Regions from separate parts of the Homo sapiens genome. Here region 2 is linked to region 1. Evidence: read pairs that join two places in POLR2A ChIA-PET (ENCODE). Cell type or tissue: PC-9. All regions are shown on one strand. Links, peaks and the distances in the headings refer to the core of each region. The heading gives the core; the rest is flanking DNA. Region 1 has its middle 41 kb from the start of AAK1. Region 2 has its middle 8.8 kb from the start of ANXA4.

Evidence for each region. ChIA-PET counts read pairs that join two places held together with the same protein. Peaks named below come from ENCODE experiments on the same cell type or tissue, not always from the same donor. Only the 100,000 strongest peaks of a DNase experiment are listed, where the experiment ranks them.
Region 2: POLR2A ChIA-PET joins it to region 1 with 22 read pairs; 5 of 35 experiments call an interaction of 5 or more read pairs at or near these places.

Annotation. Positions count from the first base shown.
Region 1 is chr2:69,679,495-69,689,371 of GRCh38, reverse strand. It overlaps a transcript of ANXA4 not described here. Among named protein-coding and RNA genes, the nearest start is that of AAK1, 41 kb to the right of the region's middle. In PC-9, for the core only: no CTCF peak of the experiment used is centred there; a DNase peak (open chromatin) is centred at 5,511.
Region 2 is chr2:69,728,435-69,738,311 of GRCh38, reverse strand. It overlaps a transcript of ANXA4 not described here. Among named protein-coding and RNA genes, the nearest start is that of ANXA4, 8.8 kb to the left of the region's middle. In PC-9, for the core only: no CTCF peak of the experiment used is centred there; no DNase peak of the experiment used is centred there.

The DNA of each region.
Region 1 (9,877 bases), core at 577-8,576:
TCATGTCTGTAATCCCAGCACTTTGGGAGGTCAAGGCAGGAGGATCACTTGAGGCCAGAAATTTGAGACCAGCCTGGGCAAAATAGTAAGACCCTCTCTCTATAAAAATAAAAAAATTAGTAAGATATGGTGGTATGTGCCTATAATCCCAGCTACTCAGGAGGCTGAGGCAGGAGGATCACTTGAACCCAGTTCAAGGCTGCGGTGGACTATGATCATGCCACTTTACTCCAGCCTGAGTGACAAAGTGAAACTCTGTCTCCAAAAAAAAAGGAAAAGAAAAGAAAATGTCGTATGAACCACAATATATTTTCGAAGAGGAAGAAGAGAAAGGAGAGGAGGAAGAAGAAAGGAAGGAGAACTTCCTAATTCTTTCTACTAAAAAGCCCCAGAAACTATGATCAACCTAGTAGGCTGACAACACTGGAGCCCAGAGTTTGGTCTCTAAATTTCATTTCCCATTGAAAGGAACCAGGACTCTTTGGAGAAATGGCCAATTCCTGATCTGGGGCAGAAAATACATGAGTTGAATGTGGAATGTAAGAGATCTTGTCATATTAGAAATCAAGGAAATAAGTCAGATCATGTTAAAAAGACTTGGAAGCCAAGTTGAATATTAATAAAAATAACAATAGCAATTGATTAAAACACATCAAATATTTTTAAATCCATTAGTTCATCATAATGCTTAAAAAGAAACAAAACAGCTCATTGTTCTTCCTAGGCAGATGCTTGGGAGCCAACTCATTGCTTTGAATTTCACAGGTAATGAAGCATTTATCTTACATTTTCTGTACTTCAGCGTAACCATATCATTGAAAAGGGGATATTTCTCTTTATAAAAGTATTCCAGCTAATAATTAAAGGAGCAATGAGAAAATTAGAAGATCACCGTTTAGAACTGCAAATGAATTAACAGATCTAGACGCTTATCATCAGTGGCTGCTGACGTCACAATTTCTCACTGTATTTCTCACTATTCTCCTAGTTGAATTGAAAAGCAATCCCTATAAAACAAAATCAAAATTCCACTATTCTCCTAGTGAGAAATACAGGACACCACCAACAAAGCATTCCTTCCCAAAGAATCAAACATAAACGTTATCACAGAAAATATAGGGGAAAGAGAAACTTGTTAAATATGCCATAATGCAATTTTTAAAAATTCAGACTGGGAAATTCTATATGACAAATAACACGGCACCTTCAACAAATAAATAATGAAAGGGAAACTTACAGCCTAAAAGAGGTTTAAGAAACCCATCTAACCATGGCGATGTGTGGACCCTACATCCTGACTTGAGCAAGCTCAAATAAAAAGTTTATGACACAAATGGGAAAATTTAAATAATGACTGGATATTAGATGATATTAGAGAATCAATATTAATTTCTTAAGTGTGATAAAAGTATTGTGGGTATATTTTCAAAATGCTCTTATGTTTTAGAGATGCATACTGACGTGTTTATGGACTCAATGATATGTTCAGGCATTTGTTCCACAAGAATCTGGAGGAATGGATGGTAGGTAGATGGGAGGATAGATGATGTAAGATTAGATATAAAATTGATAGTTGTAAGCTGGGCGCGGCAGCCCACGCCTGTAATCCCAGCACTTTGGGAGGCTGAGGCAACTAGAAAGCACAATGGATCAAAAATCAGGTAGTCAGAGACTTGGGGGACGTCTTCAAGATTATCCAGCCCCATCCCCTCTTTTGATGCGTGAACCATCTCTACACCATCCCTAAAGGTCATTGCCCATATTCTGCAGGATTGCCTTCAGCCCATTCCTCTTTAGATAGCTTTGCCTGTAAGAAATTTCTTTCTTTTTTCTCTCCTTCCCAAAAATATCTTTTTTTTTTTTTGAGACAGGGTCTTGCTCTGTTGCCTAGGCTGAAGTGCAGTGGAGTGATCCCAGTTCCCTTCAATCTCTGCCTCCCAGGTTCAAGTGATTCTCTTGTCTCAGCCTCCTGACTAGCTGGGACCACAGGTGTGTGCCACTATTCCCAGCTAATTATTTTTATTTGTTTTTAGTAGAGACGGGTCTCACCATGTTGCCCAGGCTGGTCTCGAACTCCTGAGCTCAAGCGATCTGCCCACGTTGGCCTCCCAAAGTGCTGGGATTACAGGCATGAGCCACCATGCCTAGCCAGAAATGTCTTCCTTATACTGAACAGAAATCTGTCTCCTTGTATCCTTTTCTACCCACCAATTAGAGCCCTAATCCTTCCTTACACAACAGCCTCTCAAATATTTGAAAACAAGCTCTCCCCTGTCCCTCTCATCTCACCGCTCATGCAAGTGTCTTGAGCTCCAGGCTGCACAGCGCCGCTCCTCTCCGTTGTTTCACACACTCGTGACTTTGGTTCTCTGCCATCCTCTGCTCTGATCTCAGGAAAGTGTGACTTTAAGTTATGTGTTCTGGAATAAAGGGATCTGGGTGTGTCCTGACAAATGCAGAGAACAGCAGGGTTATCACCTCCCTTCTACCAGTGACTGCATTTCTGGTTACCATGGTCCAGAGCCCATGTGCACAAACTTGCAAGAGCTGATAGTTAAATGTTCAAGAATTTTCTGAGCTAGTTGTAAAATGCAGTTCTAATTAAAAGTTAAATTATGCTGGGCAAGGTGGTTAACGTCTGTAATCCCAGCCCTCTGGGAGGCCAAGTCCAGAGGATTGCTTGAGCCCAGGAGTTCAAACCAGTCTGGGCAGTATAGTGAGACCCCGTTTCTACAAAAAATTTAAAAAAGTATTAGCCAAGCATGGTGGGGCACGTCTGTGGTCTCAGCTATCCAAGAGGCTGAGGTGGGAGGAGCGCTTGAGCCTGGGAGATTGAGGCTGCAGTGAGCTGAGATCACGCCACCGTACTCCAGCCTGGGTAACAGAGCAAGACCCTGTCTCAGGCCAGGTGCGGTGGCTCACGCCTGTAATTCCAGCACTTTGGGCAGATCACGAGGTCAAGAGTTTGAAACCATCCTGGCCAAAATGGTGGAACCCCATCTCTACTAAAAATACAAAAATTAGCTGGGTGTGGTGGCACGTGCCTGTAGTCCCAGCTACTTGGGAGGCTGAGGTAGGAGAATTGCTTGAACCCAGGAGGCAGAGGTTGCAGTGAGAAGAGATCACGCCATTGCACTCCAGCCTGGGCGACAGAGCCAGACTCTGTCTCAAAAACAAAACAAAACAAAACAAAACAAGACCCTGTCTCGAAAATAATAATAATAATTTTAAAAATTAAAGTTAAATTACATAAGCCTACAATTAGATATATTAAAAACAAAGGTAATAAGTAATTAAAATACTACTTCCTAGTAATTTTACTGTGTTTAATTATTATCTCTCCTCTTGAGGTTAATCACATCTACTGCATCTGTGTGGTGGAAATACCACATAATGGCATGCTATCACACATCTCTTCCAACCTCTGAGTTCAGTGCCACAAAGTCAGTACCTTGAAACTGGCCAAGGTGAGAGTATTTACACTACAGAGATTGGTCAGAGCTATAAATCAAGGTCCCTCCCTCTCTCCGCCCCCAACCCAGGGCCAGTTGTTAAATATTTACCACACCACTGGATACAGCCTAAAATCTTAGTTTTTTTGGCAACCACGTTACACTTCTGACTCATATTGAGTTAAGGCTCTTAGTTACCGTTAAAGCAAGTATTGCTTATTCTCACTGATAGATTTAATTCCTTAGACCTCATATTAATCACCCTTAAATTTCATCCTTTTAGATTCAACCTAGGAATTTTCGTTCTGCCATTCAAGTATTCATCATACCCTCTAACTTCATGTTGCCTATAAATCTGATGAGCACACCTTCTGTATATTTATTCTGAAAGCATTTATGAGGAGACAGTGAAGGACAGACACAGCCTGGGACTCACCACTGCATGCTTCTTTACAGTTTGTTAGCCAGCACCTGTGCGTACAATTGACTGGTTTCTAATTCATTCAGTGTGCCACAATTCAGTTTATATCTCTCTGTCTTGTCCAAAAGAATATCATGAAAAAAAAACTTTATTAAATGTCTAACTGATAACAAAATATTCTATATGTATGGGCATTCCCTGAGGTACTGGGCTGGTAACTCTGTCAAAGCCAAGAGATAAATTAGCCCTGACTTGTTTTTAGTGAACTCATCTGGATCTTAATCATTCCTTTTTTATCTAGTGCCTGAAACTGTTCCTCTAATAATCCCCCCTTCTAGACTCTGGCCTGAGATTGAGGTTACAGACCATTATCTACATTTTTTTCTGGCTCTGCTTTCTCTTTCTGAAAATCAGAATACTCCACTGTTACCAGTCTTCTGGAATCTCTCCTATTCTCTATGATGCCCCAAATATCCCTGACGATTGTTGGTGATCCCACAACAATGTTTTCTCAAGACCCAAAGACATCATTCTTCAAAACTGGGGACTTGAAATCACTTGGAGCAGCTTTGGGCTCTTTCTCACTCTATTATTCCATCTTGGGCTTCTATCTTCGCTTACCAAAGTTTATGCTCTTTCTCTATTTCTCCTCACCTTACTGATAACATGTGGAGAAAAAATGTCCTTGTCCCGAAAGTTAGAAGCAGAAGAGAATTGAAGATCTCTGTTTTCTCTATGTCCCCCATTGACAGTGGCCCTACATTTTACCTGATGGGGTTTTTTTTTCTCTTTCTTTCTTTTTTTTTTTTTTTTGAGACAGTCTTGCTCTGTTGCCCAGGCTGGAGTACAGTGGCACAAACATGGCTCACTACAGTCTCAACCTCCTGGTTTCAAGTAATCCTCCCACTGGAACCTCCTGAGTAGCTGGGACTACAGGTGCACACCACCCCACCATGCCTGGATAATTTTTGTATTTTTTGTAGAGATGGGATCTCACCATGTTGCCTAGGCTCATCTTATAGGCATGAGCCACTGCACTCGACCATACCTGGTGTCATTCCTCAAACTTTACTACAAAGACTGTAACACCCAAATTATATCCATCACATAATCTGATAGTTTCAGAATAATGTGAACTTATTTGGAGCTTTAGCCTTTCTGACGCAACTGTGTCCCATGTACATTCGGGCAGATGTAATGGCAATTTGATGGTAGGATAGATATTTGATAAGAGATTCCTTTCATGAGTTGTGACACCACATCCTTGTTTGAATTTGCAACAAGCTCCCTACTTTCTAAAGTGAAGCATGGTATAGAGTAGTCTTAAGCTTTTCAATTAATTGGACTTGAGAATTTTTCATCTTAAAATTTTTGAGAAAAACTGTTAATACTTCTGAGCTCGCAAATCACAATCAAGGAGATCCACAAAAATGAAATAATTCAGTATATTTAGCAGCTTTTCTCTTTAATTTTACTTAGCTGATCTTTAACATAACACAACTTAAAACAATCAACTCTTGTTATGCTGCATTCTCTTACCTGGAACTCTCTAAGTTGCCCTTATGCATAGTTCCAAAAAAATGTGAACAATGTTTATGGGTTTTAATCCAGAGGCCCTGAGCTAGGAGATATGAAATCTAGGTTCACCACCGCTTTGTTCTGCCATAACCAGCTGTGCAATCTGGGACAAATTCTCTTGCCTTATTTGTTCACATCTAAGTGTTGTCATAAGTTCCATCCAAATTCAAGAGAACAGAGTAGTACATTACCCAGCTATCTTTCTAAGGGCTCTTGGCTGTCTCCATATACTCTCTAGTAGATGTGTGAGTGTGCAGGTATGTATGGAGGGACAGACTGAAAAACAGTCTGAGTTGGGAGTCTTGGTAGGAAGAGGAAAAGGAGGAGGAGGAGGAGGAAGAAGAAGACAGCGCATATCGTTCCTCTTTGGTTTCTCAGAAGAGGTAATTTCAAAACAAAACTAAGCCAACCTATCAAAACAAGATAATGACAAGGGAGAAAGTAAAGGTTTTTGGCCAAATTCATCTCACAATCATTCTTCCTGTCCCCACAAAGCTATCTGAACTGAGATCTTATTAGCAGACTCCATTTCCAGTAAACATCACTCAATTAGAACAAAAACGGGAAGCTCCCACATGTAGCAGCTGGAAAGAGTCCCAGATGCAGGAAGAGGTTTGTATGACATCATCCAGAGTTATGCAGTAGGAGGGTCTGCAGATTAGAAAATATAGCTCACCTAAGAGTTCTTTTCACTGGGAACTTTTAGCCGCATTTAGCAGGCCTGAGTTTGTTAGAATATATGTTTATTGACATATGTGTGTTTATTTAACCCATATGTAGGAATGTATATACTTCTTGGAAATTATTTAAATGCTAAGGAAAACTTTATTCCTGTCTCTCTGTGTGTATAAACACTTAATTAAAAGACCAGAAAAAAATATAGACAAATACTATTATCCTTGTGCATGTAGAAAAATTTTGTTCCTGTTTTAAACAATAACGTGGATATTTTAGTAAAAATGATACATGCTTACTGTAAAATATTAAACAAATTAGAAAAGCACAAAGAAGATCATAAAAATCATCTGACGTCTCAAGACTGAGAAATAAACACTGACAGCATTTTGTTAAGAACTCTCTAGACCTTTCTCATGCCTGGAGATAGATGTTCACTCTTACATGAGTGGCATGTTCTTGATTTGCTGCACTGTATTTCTCCTTACTTCTCAATGATGTCATTCATCTCTTTAAATGTCACCAAATATAGGGATGTAATGTGACTTCTAAGGACCTCATAGTTTTCCATTTTATTTTGTTTATTTCATATTTTCATATACTTAGTCAATTCCACATTAAAAAAATACAGTTGTTGAGAAAGAACTTGTTAAGCTTCAAAAGAACCATTACATAAAGAATGTGAAGTTATATAAAGAAACTCATTTACACAAGAATCTGTTTTAGTTGTCCCTATTCCAAAAGCTTGAAATAGTGTATGTAAACAATGAGGTACTGTAAACATGTAAAAGGGTATCTTTATTATTACTGAACCATTAAATAAAATTAAATGTTTTAAAAAGCAAGGATGAATCATAAAGTAAAACTCAATAGATTCCACAACATAGAAGAAACGTAAAATATCTTAAAGAAAATTTAAAAAAAATTTATTGAAACAAATGGAAATTGACATAGAACGTACGAAAACCTATGGGATACAGCAAAAGCAGTGCTAAGAGGGGAGTTTATATCAATAAACACCTACATCAAAAAAGTAGGAAGATTTCAAATAAATGATCTAAAGATGCCTTCAAGGAACTGGAAAAGCAAGAACGGGCCAGGCATGGTGGCTCACTCCTGTAGTCCCAGCACTTTGGGAGGCTGAATCAGGAGGATGGCTTGAGCCCAGGAGTTTGAGACCAGCTTAGGCAACATACTTAGGCAACATAGGGAGACCCTGTCTCTACAAAACATTAAAAAAGTTTAGCCAGACACAGTGGTGCACAATTGTGGTCCCAGCCACTTAGGATGCTAAAGTGGGAGGTTCACTTGAGCCCAGAGGGTCAAGGCTGGAATAAGCCATCATAGAGCCATTGTACTCCAGCCTGGGCAACAGAGCAAGACCCTGACTCAAAGGAAAAAAAAAAGCAAGAACAATCCAAACCCCAAATTAGTAGAATAAAATTAATAATAAAGATCAGAGCAGAATTAAATGAAATACAGACTTAAAAAACAATACAAAGGATCAATGAAATGAAAAGTTGTCTTTTTGAAAAAGTAAGCAAAATTGATAAATCGCTAGCTAGACTAACCAAGAAAAAGGAGAGAAGACACAAATAAATAAAATCAGAAATGGGCCGGGCACAGAGGCTCATGCCTGTAATCCCAGCACTTTGGAAGGCCCAGGCAGGTGGACCAACATGGTGAAACCCCATTTCTACTAAAAATACCAAAATTAGCTGGATATGGTGGCACGTGCCTGTAATCCCAGCTACTCAGGAGGCTGAGGCAGGAGAATTGCTTGAATCTAGGAGGTGGATATTGCAGTGAGCTGAGATTGCACCACGGCACTCCAGCCTGGGCAACAGAGTGAGACCTTGTTTCAAAAAAAAAAAAAAAATCAGAAATGAAAAAGGAGACATTGTAACTGATGCCACAGAAATACAAAAAATCATCAGAGACTGTTATGAACAACTATACACTAACAAACTGGAAAACCTAGAGGAAATGAACAAATTATTGGACACATACAGCCTACCAAGATTGAATAAGAAAAATATGGAAACCTGAACAGACCAATAATGAGTAATGAAATTAAATCAGTAATAAAAAGTCTCTCAACAAAGAAAAGTCCAGGACCAGATGGCTTCACTGCTGAATTCTACCAAACTTACAAAGAACTAACACCAATTCTTCTCAAACTATTCCAAAAAAGTGAAGAGGAGAGAATTCTTCCTAACTCATTCTATGAGGCCAGCATTATCCTTATACCAAACTAAGACAAGGACCAAACAACAAAAAAAGAAAACTAAGGTCATTATCCCCGATGAACACAGATGCAAAAATCCTCAATGAAATACTAGCAAACTGAATCCAACAGCACATCAAAAAGGTAATACACCATTATTAAGAGAGATTTATCTCAGGGATGTAAGGATGGTTCAACATACGCCAATCAATAAATGTGATACATTACATCAACAGAATGAAGGACAAAAACTATATGATCATCTCAATTGACCCAGAAAAAGCATTTGATAAAATTCAACATACCTTCATGGTAAGAATTCCCAACAAACTAGGCATAGAAGGAACATACCTCAACATACTAAAGGCCATATAGGACAAACCCACAGCTAACATCATACTGAATGGGGAAAAGATGAAAGCCTTTCCCCTAAGAACTGGAACAAGACAAGGATGCCCACTTGCACCACTCCTATTCAACACAGGATTGAAAGTCCTAGCCAGAGCAATCAGGCAAGAGGAAGAAATAAAAGGCATCCAGATTGGAAAAGAGGAAGTCAAATTGTTCCCCTTTGCAGATGACATGATCTTATATCTAGAAAAACCTAAAGGGTGCACCCAAAAACTTTTAGAACTGATAAATGAATTCATTAAATTTGCAGGATACAAAATCAATGTACAAAAATCAGTAGCATTTCTATACACCAATAATGAACTAGCTGAGAAAGAAATCAAGAAGGTAATCCCATTTACAGTAGCTACAAAAGAGAAATGACTAAGAATAAATTTAACCAAGGAAGTGAAAGACTTCTATAAGGGAAACTACAAAATGCTGATGAAAGAAATTGAAGAGGACACAAACAAATGAAAAGACATATTTTGTTCATAGATCAGAAGAATTAACGCTCTTAAAATGACCAAACTACCCAAAGCAATAATCAGATTCAATGCAACTCCTATGAAAAGACCAATGTCATTTTTTACAGAAATAGGGGAAAAAATCCTAAAATTCATGTAGAATCAAAAAAGAGCTTGAAGAGCCAAAGCAATCCTGAGTAAAAAGAACAAAGCAAGAGGCATCACACTACCTGACTTCAAAATATATTACAAGGTTATAGCATAGCAATCAAAGTAGGGTGGTATTGGTATAAAAACAGACACATAGACCACAGAACACAGAATCCGGAAGTAAATCCACTTATTTCCAGCCAACTGATTGTCTACAAAGGTGCCAATAACAGACATTGAGAAAAGGACACCCTCTTCAATAATTGGTGCTTAGAAAATTGGATATGCTTCTACAGAAAAATGAAATTGGAACCCTGTCCATCACCATATGCAAAAATAAACTCAAGATGGAGCAAAGACATAAATATAAGACCTACAACTAAAAGCTACTGGAAGAAAACATAGGGAAAACACTTTAGGACACAGGTGTAGGGCAAGAGTTTATGGCTAAGACCTCAAAAGCACAGAAAAAAACCCCCACAAAAATAAGCAAATAGGACTATATTAAACTAAAAAA
Region 2 (9,877 bases), core at 1,271-9,270, 48 kb before region 1:
GGGGAATCTAAGAGGAAAGACCTGAAGAGATGTAATCATTTATGCAATGAAACTGGAGCAACCTGTTGGTAAACTCACCCTTGTCAAGCCCCACCCACTTACACACGCACTCAGGGCTTCCAGGCAGCTTTGTAGACCTCACTCTTAGGGTTGCGAGATAAAATACAGGACACTTAGTTAGATTTGATTTTCAGTTAAACACCAATTAATGTTTTACTAAAATATAAAATACTTATGTACTATAAGTATGTCCAAATATTGCATGAGACATACTTATACTAAAAATTATTCATTGTTTATCTAAAATTCAAATTTAACCAGATGTCCTGTCTTTTTTTTCTTTCTTTTTGTTGCTAAATCTGGCACACTTAAGTAAGAGCAGGCAGCTGAAGGTCATCACAATGTAGGGGAAGGATCTGACATTAAAAACAGAACCCAAAACATGCTAACAGGAAAAAAGAGAAAAGGAAGAAAAAGAGTATAGGGGGAGAAGAAAACTGAGAAATCTATTATTGATCTTCTCTGAGAAAGATCAAATAAAACAGAAAAGCTGGGTGCGATGACATGAGCCTGTAGTCCCTGCTGCTTGGTAGGCTGAGGCAGGAGGACAACTTGAGCCCAGGAGTTTGAGGCTATGACCACACCTGTGAACAGCCACTGCACTCTAGCCTGGGTGACATAGCGAGACACTATCTCAATAAGTAAATAAATAAATACCCTAAAAAAGGAACACTCATAGAACCAAACACAGCTCTTTTAAATTAAAAATCTGATAGCAAAAATAAAAAACTGAGTAGAATGTTAAGAAGATAAAGTTAGAAAATATCCTAGAATGCATAGACAGAAGGCAAAGAGAAGGGAAAGAAATAAGAAAGGATAAGAAGATTAGAAAGCCAGCCTTGGACATCTGGGAAACAGGGGAAGAAATGAATTAAATAATTCAATTATATATTTTGAGAACTAAAGAGCATGAATTTCCACATTGAAAGTGCTCACTGAGCATAGTGCAATGGACAAAACCAGAACCACACCAAGGCAACATTGTGATAAAACTTTAGAAGACTGAGGACATAGGGAAGATCTTACAAGTACCCAGGAGGAAATAAGGTTTCACATAAAGGATCCAGAATCGGAATGGCATCTGATTTCTCAGTAGCAACACATGAAACTGAAAGACAATGGAATAATGTCTTTAAAATGCTGAGAGTAGGCTGGGTGCAGTGGCTCACACCTGTAATCCCAGCACTCTGAGAGGCCAAGGTGAGTGGATCACTTGAGGACAGGAGTTCAAGACCAGCCTGGCCAACTTGTTGAAATCCCATCTCTACTAAAAAATACAAAAATTAGCCAAGCGTGGTGGTGGTCACCTGTAATCCCAGATACTCAGGAGGCTGAAGCATGAGAATCACTTGAACCTGGGAACTGGAGGTTTCAGTGAGCCAAGATGGCACCACTGCACTCCAACCTGAGTGATAGAGCGAGACTCTGTATCTAAATAAATTAAATAAATAAGTAAATAAAATGCTGAGAGAAAATTATTTCTAACATAGATTCTCATACACATACAAATTAGCAGTCAAATGTGGGGGTAAATATATTCCAGACACGTACAATTTCAAAATGTTTATCTCCCATGTACCTTTTCTTAAGAAGTTTTCAGATGGTGAAAGCTTTTCCACCTAAACAAGGACATAAACCAAGAAACTTTTTTCTAAAAAAAGGGAATAGCAGAATGAACAACTGAGAATTGAATGATGGGGAAGGGTAATTAGTTAATACTATAGTTACAGACTTCTAATTTTTCTTAACTATAGAGTACAGCTAACATTTACTTACTGTGTGCACTTACTATGTGCCAGTCAGTATTCTAGGTGCTTTAAATATATGATATTAATGATTTAATCCTCACACGGTTCGATGAGTTAGATACTCTCATAGAGTAGGTGTCAAGAAGTGTTACTATTAATGGTATACAATCATTTATTAATTCTACAAGTTGCATTAAACTTCCTGCTGCAGATTGTATTTTTCAGAATTGCAGCAACAATATGTTCAGTCCCATGTGCTCTTCCAAAAACCCTGCCCCCCACCTCAATCAAGAGGTGGCATCTAAGTCCTTTCCCCTTGAACCCAGGTAGGCTTCTTAGATGGGTTTCTGTGACTGCACAACCAAAGTAATGCTATGTGACTTTCAAAACTGGGTCTTAAAAGGAGACCTGGTCATCTAGCTCTAGGCATCGGTTAGCTCTCTTGCTCAGAACATGTGCCTTTGGAGTATATAAGTACAGCAGCCCTGAAACCACCATGTTGCAGAGATCATGTAAATAGAACCCATGAAAATAAAGAGTCAAGGAGCTTTGGCTGTTTCATGCCCCAGCAGTTTGAGTTTTCCCTGTCTCAGTGCCAGACATGTGACTAGGAAGCCTTCAAGGCCACTCCAGTATGATCGCTGTCTCATGGTAGCCAGTTGACACATTCTGAGTGGGAACTAACTAGCTGAGCCCAGTCAATCACCAGAATCATGAGAGATAATAATAAATGATTGTGATTGTTTCACACCCCTGAATTTTGAGTGTTATTTTTTGGAGCGATAGACAAGCAGAACACTGCCAGGTAAAATTGGGTTTTAGCCTAGACTTCTGAATCTCCTCTCTAAATACTCACTGAAATGGCCCAAGACATGCAAATAGGGGATTTTTTTTTTCCCAGAGTGGCAAGTCTCCCCTCTGATACTGCAGTTGAGTCCAAAGCTCATACTGCTTACTGCACAGCAGCCAACAAGTTGAGAGACAAGGTGTTGGGGCAAGGAAGATGACTTTGTTTCAGGGAGCCAGTAAACCAAGACGATGGTGGACTAGTGTTCTAAAGCACCCTAAGTCGATAGATTTTTAGGCTCCTTTTATGTTGGGGGAAAGGGGAACAGGGAAGGAGTTAAAGTCCAGAGGTGACTGGTGACCACAGACATCTGGGCATCAGCAGGGGTCCAAGGAGGTTGCACATCTTCTTTGTTCATAGTTAACTGCTTGTCAGATCCACCCTTTTCCTATAAATCTTTAAGATAGCATTGTTACTTGTGTATATACTTCCTTACCTCCTCAGAGGTCTGTTTCAAAAGACAGATAGTCATTAGTTCTACAGTTAAAATATAAAATAAATTCTTTCCATGATTAGCTTGGCCTACAGGCAGGAATGAGCAAAAGCAGTTAGCTTGTGAGGTTAGAAGCAAGATGGAGTCAGCTATGTTAGATTTCTTTCACTGTTACAATTCCCCAGTATCAAAGGTTCATTCCATAATCTTGTGGAGTTGGGGACAACAGGATGTTGTCTCTCATTTGGCTACTTTCAGTGGAACTGGGCAGGGTTGACAAGGGGTGACTGTGGAATGACACCTAGAAGGAACAAGTGAATGGGATTGTTTGAGATGTTGCTGAATACCCACTCATCAGTGAAGTTTGCTGGAATAAAACTGTGGGTACACTATACTCAAGTTGACACTACTAGAGGGCCCCTCCTATCTCAAAAACCGGAGAAACAAAGTGCTGGGATTACAGGTTTAAGCCACTGCACCCGGCTGGAAGATGACTTTTTTGGGGGGAACAAGCAAACTGAGAAAATGGTGGCCTAGTGTCCTAAAGAATCATCTTAAGTTCATGGATTTTTTTGGCTCCTTTTATGTTAGGGGAAGGGAGAACAGAGAGGGGTTAAGGTCTAGAGGTGACTGGTGACCACAGACATCTGGGCATCAGCAGGGCTCCAAGGAGGTTGCAAAACTTCTTTGTTCATGGTCAAATGCTTGTCAGGTCCACGTTATTGCTATAAATCGTCAAGACAGCATTGTTTAAATGTTGTGTGCATACTTCCTTATCTCCTCAGGGGTCTATTTCAAAACAGAGGTAATCATTAGTTCTACAGTTAAACTATAATCTAAATTCTTTCCATGATTAGCTTAGTCTACATGCAGGAATGCACGAAGGCAGTTAGCTTGTGAGGTCAGAAGCAAGATGGAGTCAGCTATGTTCGATTTCTCTCACTGTTACAATATTGGCAATGGTAGTCTCAGGAGGATGGCCAGGCCACGTCCAGTCTGGCTGCTGGCCAGTGAGGAGGAGAGACTAGAGGCCAGATAACCTTTGGCTCCTTGGGACAGTGGGTTAGCAAAGCCTTGAGAAGAAACTTTGCCAGGGTGACTTTCCTTGCCAGATGGCTTCCTCCACCATCCTTTCAAGCTGCTGGAAGGTACCCAACCCTGCAGCCTAGGATAATGAGAGGAAGATTCTAAGAGCATCAAAATAGACAGGCAGGGAGCCAAAAAGAATTAGCTCATTGATTCAGTAAGGCCAGATTAAAAAAAAAAAATAGCTCATCCCATATTGGAACAAATGCAAAGCATGGATAGAGTTTTCAACCTTCAAGGATGAGTAAGCATAAAAAATTATATAGAACTGTAAAAAAAATTCGGGAACATAAAAAACATAACACCTAAGAGGTCAAAGAAGAAAGTATTTTTTAAGTTTTACAGTATGAAGCAAAAGTAAATTTTAAACAGCTTCTGCTTTGTCTTTCATAGATTAAAACAGGCCAAAAATGGACAAATCTGAATATTATTATTCATAAGGCAGAATTAATATTTATGAACTGGACTAGAGTTCACAGAAAACACCTTATTTTCTTTTCCTGTCTTTTCTTTTTTTTTTTTTTCTAAGACAGGGTTTCACTCTGTCACCCAGGCTGGAGTGCAGTGGTGCAATCACTGCTCACTGAAGTCTCAACTTCCTGTGCTTAAGTGATCCTCCTGGCTCAGCCTCCTGAGCTGGGCTCCTCAGCTGGGACCACAGGCATGCCCACCATGCCCACCTAATTTTTTCTATTTTTTGTAGATGGGGTCTCACTATATTGCCCAGATTGGTCTCAAACTCCTGGGCTCAGGTGATCCTCCAGCCTCAGTCTCCCAAAGTGTTGGGATTACAGGTGTGAGCCACCAGGCCCAGCCAAATTGCAGATTTTTACCAACAGTTTTCTGGTGTTAGATCTAAGATGACAGCTGTTATAGCAGATTAATAGCTTAACACCAATAATTCTTCATGTTTTATTTTCCAGTAAATCTTAAGACTAATTCAGATGTTAATTTTCATTAAGTAAATAAACATTTTGCCTCAATATCCCTAAAGATGAAAATTTACTCTATCTACAAGAACAAGCGTTTTTAATAATGCTTCATTTTACTATTAAAGGCTATTTTTTTCAGTTGTCTACTAAACATTTACAAAAACTGACAACATATTTATTTGCAAAGAAAACCTCACTAAATTCCAAAATAAAAATAGGAGTTTGAATCTCAACTTTACCATTTCCTAACTGGTGACCTTAAGAAAGTCACAGATCATGGTCTCCAAGGAAAAGGTGGCACCCACAGCTTGCTCCACATCCAACCTGGGCCTCTAAATAATGTATGGCATAGCAAGGTAACTGATAAGCAACATGACTTCGATCAGCACCGCTTCTTGACTAAGGTCCGCTTTTGGCACTGTAGTAATCTTTTTTTTTTCTTTTTTTGAGACAGAGTTTTGCTCTTATTGCCCAGGCTGGAGTGCAATGGTGCGATCTCAGCTCACTGCAACCTCCGCCTCCTGGGTTCATGTGATTCTCCTACCTCAGCCTCCAGAGTAGCTGGGATTACAGGCATGCACCACCACGCCCAACTAATTTTTTATTTTTAGTAGAGACGGGGCTTCTCCATGTTGGTCAGGCTGGCCTCGAACTCCCGACCTCAGGTGATCCGCCTGCCTTGGCCTCCCAAAGTGCTGGGATTACAGGCGTGAGCCACCACGCCCAGCCAACACTGTAATACTCTTTACTCGATGAACTCTACTGCTGTTTGGGAAGAGGTATTGCCCAGTTTATATCACTTCTAGATATCAGATATTAGATATTCTCAGAACTTCTCGTTTACCTGATCTACAGACACAGCGAGCGACACCCACAACCCCACTCCCATCAAGGGTAAAATCTAATATTCTACAGAACACATAACTAAGGGCTGGGCGCGGTGGCTCACGCCTGTAATCCCAGCACTTTGGGAGGCCGAGGCGGCCGGATCACGAGGTCAGGAGATTGAGACCATCCTGGCTAACACGGTGAAACCCCATCTTTACTAAAAATACAAAAAATTAGCCGGGCGTGGTGGCGGGCGCCTGTAGTCCCAGCTACTCAGGAGGCTGAGGCAGGAGAATGGCATGAACCCAGGAGGAGTTTGCAGTGAGTCGAGATCGTGCCACTGCACTCCAGCCTGGGCGACAGAGCCAGACTCCATCTCAAAAAAAAAAAAAAAAAAGAAAGAAAAGAAAATGTAACTAAGAAATAGCATCAGCATTTGGTATTTCTGTTTTTTCCTGCCCCAAAGGAGCGACACCCTTTCTTTCCTTCCCCAAAACCTGTTTTCCTTGCCATGAACTGCTGCAGCTCAACAAAAAGAGAAACCTTATTTGACCACAGGGAGGTTCATCATTTGCATCATATCAGTATAAAGTTCAGCATAGTTTGACAGTCAAATAATGCATTTGCAGATCATTGCTTCCAAGGAAGTGTCCTACCCCACCCTTTACTCAGATGCATGACAGCTGACAAGGAAGCCTTTTTTAATTCAATTATTGGCTTTTTAAAAAACATCTGCTTTTTGAGGTTGTGCCCTTCTGCTGCTGAGCCGCAGCTCATATTCAAGCGTCATCAAACCAAGCCATCATTATGAAAATAAGCTCTGATCATAGGGGTCAACATGGTCTCATTTGTTTTCACAAATACTCTAGGTGGATGTGGATTGCGCTGAAGTGACTGCAGTTAAGTTGGCTATTTTCAAAAACAAAGCAGCTGCAAATAGTCCAGGGCGAGAGTCAGCATCATCACTCAGCTCTTTCATACAGGTTTTTGTAGTAGAGCTTTCAGCTTGAGCTAAGTTTGTGGCCACTGCTAAGTTCGAGCAAGTCTGGGTAGGTCTGGCAGATGGATAGAAAAGTCCACTAGAGGTCTGAGAAGCCTCATGCAAGAAGGGAAGGGAGCCAGTTGTGCTGAAGTTAATTAACAAAGACCCAGTCATTGCAGGAGACTCCAGACCCCAAGAATAAAACTAGGACCCAGCCTCCAGGAAATAAGTCTCAAACATTGAGTGGGATGGAACCAGGCCCTATGTTGTTACCTTCTGCATCCTGGTAGACACAGGGAGGCCTACTGGTGACTACAACAAACTCATGAATTTTAATATAAATAGTGACATCGTGGCTTTTGGCTTCTTGAGGCCAGCACTCCTCAGGGCCAGCACTTCAAACCCATCGACCTAAAAGGCAGGTTTGGGGAACTGTTGGTGGAGACATAATTTTGCCTTACCCAGCAGCACTTCCCTGTCATCACTACTGGATGGAGAAAGCGAATATATGACATTAGTAGTGCCTCCTCCCGTTCCTACATTGGCAGTAGGCCTTGCTAATGGGTCATTATCAAGCAATCCCTAAGCAGCAGAGATTACTGCAGCTGTTAGGTCAATTTACCAATCTTCCATAGATTCAACCAGTAAGGAGAAAACACACCCAAACAGATTTAGACAGTTTCTTACAGTGCAGCTGGCAGCATGAGCAGCATGTTTACGTAGGTTCTCTTTTACCTCCAAGTCGCATAGGGGCCATGTGGAGGCAGGCCCAGGTGGATACTGAGCAGACAGTGGGTCTATGTCACAGCTGAAGAACATTGAACCTCAGAAACCCCCATCTTAGAAGGAGACTGCTCACAAATTTGCTTATCCTCCTGGATGTTGTTGTTGTTAAGACTGAATTTCATTCTTGTCGCCCAGGCTGGAGTGCAATGGTACAATCTCGGCTCACTGTAACCTCTGCCTCCCAGGTTCAAGCAATTCTCCTGCCTCAACCTCCCAAATAGCTGGGATTATAGGCATGCACCACCATGCCTGGCTAATTTTTGTATTTTTAGTAGAGATGGGGTTTCCTCATGTTGGCCAGGCTGGTCTCGAACTCCTGACCTCAGGTGATCCACCCACCTTGGCCTCCCAAAATGCTGGGATTACAGGTATGAGCCACCATGCCCAGCCCTCCTGGGTTTAAAAAACAGAATTTTTTTTTTTTTAAATAAAAGTAGAGGTGCGGTCTCACTATGTTGCCCAGGGTGGTCTCAAACTCCTGGCCTCAAGCGATCCTCCCGCCTTGGCCTCCCAAAGTGCTGAGATTACATGTGTGTGCCATCGTGCCTGGCCCCTCCCTGGAGAATGTAAGCAAATCTTCAGGGAATAAAGGGCACGGTCTCTAGCTCTGTTACCCTGGAATATCTCAGGAAGAGGCAGCTCCAAATCTCTTTGCAGGGAGTCACTATCTTTATCTTTCCAAGACTGTCTGTTATGCAAATATCTGTGAATCAAACTGTCAATGCCTTTTGCTCAGAAGGTTTCCAGAAACACAGAAGCCATGGAGAATTATCTCCCAACAATTATAACATCTTTTTATAAACTGAACACAGTACATTTTATTCACACCCCAGTAATAAAAACTAATATGATGAAAATGTCACTGTAAATCACTTCGTGTGAAATATAAAAATCCATGAACAGTGTATAAAAATAATGACTATGAAGTGATATCTTTCTGGAAGTTCTTAACTTTATCCTGGGATTTCCCGAGAATAGCATTGTGGACATTTTGGGCTGGATGTTTCTTTGTTGTGGGGCGGCTGTCCTGGCATTGGAGGATGTTAGGCAGCATTTCTGCTTATCCACCAGACACCTGTAGCACCACCCCTAAGTTGTGCCAAAAATGTCTCCAGACATTGCCATACATGTCCTGGGTGACAAAAATAGCTTCCCATTGAGAACCACTGCTCTATGTTACTCTCTTCTCGTGTAGTCATGTTTTAAAAATAAATTGTCAAACATCAAATGCCTAGGAATAAATCAATGGAAGTTGTATAAGACCACTACACTGAAAATTATAAGACGTTATTGAGGGCCGTGCATGGTGGCTCACACCTGTAATCCCAGCACTTTTGGGAGGCTGAGGCAGGTGGATCACTTGAGGTGAGAAGATAGAGACCAGACTGGCCAACACGGTGAAATTCTGTCTCTACTAAAAATGTGAAAATTAGCTGTGCATGGTAGCTTGCACCTGTAGTCCCAGCTACTTGGGAAGCTGAGGCACGAGAATTGCTTGAACCCGGGTGGTGGAGGTTGCAGTGAGCCGAGATCGTGCCACTGCACTCCAGCCTGGGCGACAGAGCAGACTCCATCTCAAAAAAGAAAAATATTATTGAGAAAAATAAAGAAGATATAATGGAGGAAGGTACTTATGATTTAATATGGTAAATATGTAATGCTCCCAAATTGATCTATAAATTCAAATGAGCCAAAAAATCTCATCAAGAGTTTGAGGTATGTATATAGAAACTGACAAACCTATCCTAAAGTTTAGACCAAAATGCAAACGACAAAAAGAGCAAAGTCTATCTTGAAGAAAAAGATCAATGCCAGAGATATAAAACTATCAAGACTCAACAATATGACACTTAAAGTCAGTGTGGTATTCATATACAGATAGAGAAATAGACAAACGGAATGGAAGACAGAGGGCAGAAACAGGCCCTCACCTTTCTGGTCACCTGATTTATGACAAAGTTGGCAGTGTAGTGAGGAAAAGACAGACTTTTCTATAAATGATGCTAGATCAGTTGGATATCATGTGAAAAAATAATGAATTTTGATACCTATTTAAATAAGAATGAATCACAGATAGATTGGCCATTCAAACATGAAAAGGAAAACACATTTTTAGAAGAACACATAGGTTAATATCTTCATGACCTTGTGGTAGGTGAAGGTTTGATTTCTTAA